2 separate regions of the Homo sapiens genome follow, and region 1 is linked to region 2. A link is a loop called in an ENCODE intact Hi-C map of the cell type or tissue named here. Cell type or tissue: heart left ventricle. All regions are shown on one strand. Region 1 overlaps TCF4 (transcription factor 4). Region 2 overlaps TCF4 (transcription factor 4).

What was found. Peaks named below come from ENCODE experiments on the same cell type or tissue, not always from the same donor. Only the 100,000 strongest peaks of a DNase experiment are listed, where the experiment ranks them.
Region 1: it touches region 2 in a loop (3-fold over the local background); 1 of 110 quality-filtered maps calls a loop at or near these places.

What each region holds. Positions count from the first base shown.
Region 1 is chr18:55,532,661-55,536,660 of GRCh38, reverse strand. The region is part of intron 3 of TCF4 (transcription factor 4); the gene reads left to right. Among named protein-coding and RNA genes, the nearest start is that of TCF4, 54 kb to the left of the region's middle. In heart left ventricle, no CTCF peak of the experiment used is centred here; no DNase peak of the experiment used is centred here.
Region 2 is chr18:55,475,194-55,479,193 of GRCh38, reverse strand. All of the region lies in intron 3 of TCF4 (transcription factor 4), which reads left to right. All of the region lies in intron 1 of TCF4-AS1 (TCF4 antisense RNA 1), which reads right to left. Among named protein-coding and RNA genes, the nearest start is that of MIR4529, 2.0 kb to the left of the region's middle. In heart left ventricle, a CTCF peak has its summit at 1,647; no DNase peak of the experiment used is centred here; H3K4me3 peaks cover 1,997 bases; H3K27ac peaks cover 2,790 bases.

The DNA of each region.
Region 1 (4,000 bases), 57 kb before region 2:
CTGTCTTGTGATAGTTCTAATAATATGGTTTGAATACAGCATTGTCATATGTCTTATATGTTGGGGCAACATTCTAATAACTATACATTTTTTATCTTCCGATACGTTTTTCTGAATAACTCTTTGTGTTGACTGCAAGTATGTTTTTGCAGAGTCACCAAGTTCTGAAAGTATGCTTTTAGGATGGCACTAGGTTACTGTGTTTGTATTAAGTATAATTGTGTTCTTTTGTAGATTTGTTCCTATAGAGCTATGGTTTCATGGTCTGAAGCTGAAAGAGGTTTAAAGAGGTCATCACAGTTCCTCCTCCCACCCTTACTGTTGTTAAATATGAATGTACGTTTGACTATTGGAGGAATTTTGTTTCTAGAACTTTCAAGAGTAATTGTTTTCTGTAATTTATAGTAGGAAAATATTGATTTATTAATAGTTAAAATGTTCTTTGGGATGCTTGAAGACCATGATGTGAAAAACTTAAAAAAATTAGCATTGATGTTGTTTCTATATATTTGCCAATGGGAGTACTATAACTTTGAAATGTAGGGGATTGTTTGAAACATGAATTGTGAAAAATAACGCAACTTTAGTTATTTTATATTGGGTCCAGGCTAGTCCGCTGAAGAGTATGAAGTACAGTTTTATGTAAAATATATCTCAGATTGAGAATGTGGAAACACTGTTCTTTAAAAAAATAAAATCTTCAGTAAGATCCTTTTATGAATTTACTGGTTTGTTCTCATTTGTCATCGGACTGTTTCCAGATGTAAAATATTACTTTCTTGAAATTGCTGTTGAGTCTACTATCAAGACCAGGTGCATGTTGTTTTACAGCTATTTTACTTCTGATTTTTAATGCTGAAACTCATAGAATGCCTTGAACTGATAATTTGTTTAACTCTCTACCTACTAATTGGACCAAGAAATAACTTTGTATCTTTATCTCTTTTCCATTTCATGTTTTATTTCTGTTTCAATTAGTGTGTGCCTTTGGCAAAAAGGAGATGATTTTGCTTTCTGTTTTAGGATTTGCCTCCAAGAAAAAATATATTTTATTGCCACATTTTCTCAATTGATCCAGTAGAGTTCACAGACAATGAAAAGAGTAAGAAAACTAATTTTTAAAGCTTGGTAGTGTTATAATTTTCTTCCTTATAATAATCAGAAAAAGAATTTGTATAACTTTTGTTTCTAATATAGCAGTTCTGAAAATCTAGGCTTACACATTTTCCTTCCCATTACTGCTGTTTATACTTAAGTAAAACAAAAATGGTCGCTGCAGGTTTTTTTCTCATTTTAGTGCAGAGTTTGAATTCTTCAAAGACTGCTAAGGTTTTCCCACCTTAACAATTTATGACAGACCCTTATATCTTCATAGGCTGAGTCCGCTGCTAAGAGTTTGCTAACTCATGACTTTAATACACCAGTAGAGATCACACTGGAGTTAAAACAAAGAGAGCACGAACCCTGAAATGATTTAAGACTGTTCTTAGCTGACTACTGGAACACAGTGTCTCACGTGGTGTTATTGGTAACCTTAATGCAGATTATAATTCTGTAGTTTAACCAGGATGTGTTGGCTATGGTAAAGTGCCTTTATAAGGAATTGTGAAAGGGCACAAGGAATGGAAACAGAACCTCAGTTTTCTCAGTGTAAATGATGATGACAAGAATTCCCTGTGCACATTTGTTGTTGTGAGAAAGGGTGAGATAGAATAGATTGGACACATAGTAGGTGCTCACTGTTAGTTTTTCTCATTCATTCATTACTGTGTCATTCTATTGGCATGCTCACAGTCATGTAGTGGAATATGAAGTTACATCGTGATATTTTTCATTCATTCACCACTGTGTCATTCTGTTGACATGTTCACAGGCATGTAGTGGAATATAAAGTTACATCATGATATTTTAAAAGCTACCGATGTGGTAGATTTCACAGTCTTGAAAAGGGGTTTTTTTTAAGCTGAATTTTCAGTTTCACTTGAGAAGAGTCCTGATTTGCTTGTACAAAGAGCAGTAGGGTTGCAGAGAAGGAAAGAAGGCAACTCTTTTAAGTCCCAGCCGCTACTCTGCTGTGTCTTATTCTCTAAAACAGTGAAGAAGTCTGGGTGGACATTCTAGTGGTCAGAAGCCTAAGCTTTGTCTTTTGATGAGTGCAGACAGGGGAGGGAGCAACTGACGAGGGAGTAGAGGGGCTTGGAGCCCCTTCCCAAGTCTACCATCCCTCACTTATGTGTCTCTTCCTCAGTAAAGCACCCCCAGTGCCCTTATTTGCTGTATTTTTCTTCATGGAACTTACTGTCTATGGGACCTATTTGTGCATTCATTTATGGTGTGTCTCTGCATTGCTTTCCCTTTCACTACCCATGTAAGTTCCATGAAGGCCCAGTCTTAAGCATTACAGGTTGAGCGTCCCTAATCTGAAATGCTCCAAATTCCAAAACCTTTGAACACTGACATGAGATAGTGACACCTTTGCTTTTTCTGTTGTTCCAAAGTACGCAAACTGTTTTATGCACAAAATTATCAAAAATATTTTGTAAAATTACCTTTAGCCCATGTGTGTAAGGTATACATGAAGCTGCATATGAAACATAAAATACATTTCATGTTGAAACTTGGTTCTCACCCCAAAGTTGCCTCATGTATATGCAAATATTCAAAAATCCCAAAAAATTAGACATCCAAAACACTTCTGATCCTAAGCCTTTGAGATAAGGGATACTTAACCTGTACTGGGTCCTCAGTGCCTGGCACAGGGTGGATGCTCAGTAAGTATTTTCTTAAAAGAAAGAACAAGGGAAAGGTAGATGAGACGATAAGAGGTGGAGGTACAGGGAAGAAGAACACAGAAACATGGTGATGAAAAGAACAGTCTGATACCTTATTTGGGCCCCAGAAAATGATTGGTACTGAAGGGATTTTATTAGTGGTCATTTAAGAAACTTGTGTTGTACTGTTTTTGTGTATTGGAAGGAGGCTAGACATTGTTACATGGAAATTCACAGTTACATTTTCACTAAATGTTTCATTGTGAAAAACGTCAAGAAAGGTTGGAGAAGGTCTAGGAAAACTTATCTTTGAAGATACTGTCTTATGAATTTCCAGCTCAGACTTGCAGCTTTTGGGAGCTGAGGCTATGAGGTGATCTTGAGAGCAGCTGAGGAGGCTCTAATGGGTTCCAGCTGTGTGCCCAGAGAACCCACCCTCTCAGGATAACATTAACCAGGTAGACCCTGCCCTGACTGACTTCCTCTGGGCTTTATGGGTCCCCGTGGTCTGTTGCATTGATCTTGCATTTTCAGGTTTTATAGCAATTCTAAACATGTGAGGGTACATATTTGCTCTTTGATGTGCCCTTTGATAGAAGCCAGAGTGCTTTACCTGAGCCTGCCTGTAATAATGGGGGAAGGTGGGTTGCATGCCCTGCAGCCATACGCTCCCTGGGAGGCTGGTTTTATTGCGGTTGTTGATTGGCAGACTTTAATCAGGGGTGTTTCTTGTTGTATTTTTGAACATGAAGTATATTAAGGATAGTTAAACATGTAGTCCTGCTGGTGTTTTGTTTTGTTTTGAACCACATTTTGTTCCATTGTGCCACTTGATAGAAAGGAGGGCAGAATGGAAACATATGGGGAGCAGAAATAGTAACACTTATGTCATATAACTACACTGTGTTGGTGATTTTTTGTTTTTTTCCATGTTTTATAATACCTTTATGTACATCCCTATTAAGAAGGCAGCTATTGTGTCTCCATTTCACAGAGAGGTAAGTTAAGGAATGTGGAATTTGGAAACATGCTTGCCGGTTAGTGTGGATGGAACCTAAATTAGAATTCAGAGCTCTTATTACTAGATAGGAGACCAATCCCAGGCAGTCATGGCATTTCTGTGAACTCTTTCGAAGAGTAAAGGGACAGGAATTGCCTTTTCAGAGTAGAACTCAGTGCATATCAGTGGAATTATAGAACTTTAGGGTTAGAAGGGCCTTTGATGGGAC
Region 2 (4,000 bases):
AGAAAATAATAACTTGCATTTCAGAGTGGTTTGGGACACTAAAGGAAATCAGAAGATGGAACTGATTTGTTAACTAGAAATGGACATAAGTATTGGTTACAGGTTTAAAATGAAACTTGCAATGTTTGAGGAAGAAAGGGAAAATGTTAATGCAAAAACAAAAAAGGTAAAGAAATGGTGGGAAGTAGATTATTGGCACTTTTTCTTTGGAAACCCATTGCCATATTTCATGTAATTAAACTTCATTCCTTTTAATGAAACAATTCTTCTAAATAATACAGAGATTTCCCACCAATATAATATTTAACATTTATAATTTTCACCTTAAAGTTTGAACATTTTTAATTTTAAAACTGTTTGTTGCAGTTTAAATCTCCTTATGCCACAGAACTGTGGACTTTCTCTGGTTGCAAAATTCTTTACAGTGTCTTGAATTGAAAAGGGCTTAAGTAAAAAAAGCTGGGGGAAGTGGGGGCCTTTTACAAACAAATTACAACTCATTTGGTACAATAAGGATAATTCATTTTGTCTTGTTTTGCATGGCTGTATATTGTTTTGAATTCATTCTGCATTTCGGAAGCTTGCAGTATTTCTTTTCTGTAGGTTTCTTACTTGTAACTGCAGATTTCGCGGTTTCTTTTGTGTACCACTTGCCTCCCAGAATTTGGCCCAACAGTTTTGAGTAGCTGAACAATTTATCGGGGACAGATCAGCTGAAATGTGGCTCAACTTGAGTAAAGCAGAAGGAATGACATAAGGTTAGGTGACTGATGTGTGAGTTTTTGAATTTGATTTGGTTTTACATGGAAAGGTTGAAGCAATGATCCATGTATTCTAATAAAAATCATCAGTACAAATCAAATAAAATCTGGCTTAGTGGCTATTTTCCCACTGTATCACTCATGGCTAGCCTGTGCTGTTACAGACCACATTTGGCAGGCACGGCTTTTTCCTACAACAAATCTTAAAGTAACATTGCAATCTTTGCTGTGTTAAAAAGGCATCTTTTCTAATCAAACTGTCTGCTAATCTCATCAGATAAATCATTATTCTCTACTGACAGCTCCGGCTTTCCCGGAACCCCTTCCCTGCTTCTTGTTTTCTCTCAAGATGTCTGGTTATCGTCATTCTTCAGGTCTTTGCCTCTATCTCCTTTCACACTAATGACATATCTTCCATTCCTGAGGAAGAGTTACAGCTTTTTACCATTCCACTTACTGAATTGGTAAGACCAGTACCTCAGAGCAGCTCATCTCTTTCTGACCGGTATTCCACTAGTTATCAGATGGGCAAAAGGCAGGATGCATCCAAGTTGCAGACCTACTAGAACCAAAAATGCCTATTCCCAGGAATTTGATGTGATTAAACCTAAGAAATCATCAGTTGATGCGTTCTCATCTCTTTCAGCTGGACTAGTAAAGTAAGGCAGATGTATTTTCACTACTTCAGTAGTGAACATGTTTTATAGAACCTGAAAGTGAAAGTAAGGGAAGCAGCATGGTTTAGAGGAAACCTTGGTCCATTTTTCCGTCATAGACCTGTCCTGCTAGCAAAGTCCTGGGCGTTTCTTAAACTGATGGCAACTGCGTGTGCCCTGGTGGTGAAATGGTGTTGCAGTATGCCTGGGCACTGCCCTGTGAAAAAGGACACACAGAGGGGAGACTCACAGTTTTGTTTTCATTGCTGACATGGTTTAAAAATGTACGTTGCTAGCTGTGAAAACTCAGTCATTATAACACCGTACACCTTTCTTCTTTCAGCAAGTATTCCTTGTGAACATTAGCAAGTATTCTATTCTCTGTTAGAATTAAACAGGTAATCGTAATAGCATGAAAGGGTGAAAGTATGTCTTATGCAAAATAGCCTCTTTTATATAGGGCATCTACCAATTTTCTTGTGATTTTTGTTTTTTCCTCTTTTGAAAAATGATTTTAGTCTGCTCGTGTTTAGGTAGGTAACTTCTCTTGATCCCAATTTTATACTTTAAATGATCCCAGATATTGCATTTTAAATGAGATGAGTATATAAAAAATAGGAAGCAGAAAGCATAATTAAAAATTGTGGTTACATTATCGTGAGACCAAATGACCAGTCAGACTCCTCTGACCAATTTCATAGAAAATAAGGAGGTATCATTTGAACAAGTTGTAACATATGGGAACTGTTTTAAACACCATCATTGATATCAAGAAACTATTAGGAAATGCAAGTTTGTGTATCGTGTGTGTGTGTATGCTGATTTTACACACACAGGCACATGCACACACATGCACACACACATTTATAAGCCCAAGTAAGAGAAACCTTTGCCAATGTCTGCCAGGCATTTGGCTGAAGTGGAATTGTGAGGAACATTTTCTCAGCCTTTATAAATCACAGTTGAAATATGTCAGCACTGTTCAGTTTATAAAATGACAAGGGCTGTAGGCTGGGCATGGTGGCTCACGCCTATAATCCCAGCATTTTGGGAGGCTGAGGTGGGAGGATTGCCTGAGCCCAGGAGTCGGAGATCAACCTGAGCAACATAGTGAGACCCTGTCTCTACAAAAAATTCACTGGGTGTGGTGGTGTGTGCCTGTGGTCCCAGCTACTCAGGAGGGTGAGGTGGGAGGATTGCTTGAGTCTGGGAGGTTGAGGTTGCAGCGAGCCCTGATCGCACCACTGCACTACATATACCCTAGATGAAGAGCAGGACCCCATCTCAAAAAAAAACAAAAACAAAAAACAAAAAACAAAAAAACAACGAGGGCTTCATCTAAAGGTTAAAGGGACTGTTTCTACCTTATATTGATTATAACAAGTTAACTCACTCAATATTGTATGGTATGCTTATGCTGTATTGAATGGCAAAGTTCCTCTCACAGTCTTTTTTGGGGTCACCCTTCACTCTTCACTTTGTGAGGTGGCTAGTTCATTTGTATACCTGCTCTCTAAATGTGGGAATATATTCTTTTAAAAGTGGCAACTCAACTTATCTCCCCCTTCTAAAATATTTTAGATGTTTCCAATTTTTTTTTTTGTACGTCAGCCCATGGAAACCACACTAAATTTTTCTGTGTCATGAGTATGCTTGTCTCTGCATTTGAATTTAATTGGGAAGTGCCTCTGAAATGGCAGGTCTCCTTTTTACACAGTGGTTTACAGAATGTGGTGGGAGGAGGCACCAAATAGCCTGTTAGGATAGCATGGCTCCAAAACTGATTCTTTAACTTGCCTTTATACATTGCATTAATTCACAAGTGGATCAGTCCATCTTGTCTTCATCTTGGCCAAATTCCTTCAAAATTAATAGTAAAATATGCCTAAATATATTCTTGTTCCTGCCCTCCCCACTCCCACCTAGGTCACAGGGCTACAACTAATCATTGTCTCCATTGAAATGTCACTAGATGATCAACGATTGAAGAATATTTCTTACCAATTCAAATAGAACAGAAACTTCAGTCAAGTTTAGCATTTATTGCCCTACATTTCTGCGGCTGTCAAAACCAGTTGATCAGAGACGTGAAGATATGTAAGGAAATAGGAAGCTGTGATGGGTTATCGCTTGTCTAAGAGTGGTACAAGTGAGACTTGAGGGCATTATCACTTTTTACCTTATACATTTTTGTATTTTAATTTTTTTCAATAAGCACATACTTAAAAATTAGTTTGAATGTTCTTAACGAATCTTTCCATAGGTTACTGATTAGTTCAACAGGGACAAATTATAATCATACATTGCAGAATTTGCATGCCACTTTGACCAGGTGATCAAAATTGGCATAGCACATGAGGGGCAGACCAACATGCCATCAAGGGGCTCTGGAAGTGATGTCCTGGGAAGGACACCAGACCACTATTGTAGTATTATATCCACTGGAATATAATCATGAGGAAGCATCTGATCCTCCCAAATTGAGAAACATTTCCATAAAATAACTGGCCTGTATTCTTCCAAAATTCTAATATCACAGAAGGAAAAGGCTGAGGAATTATGTCTGATTCAAATGGATAAAAG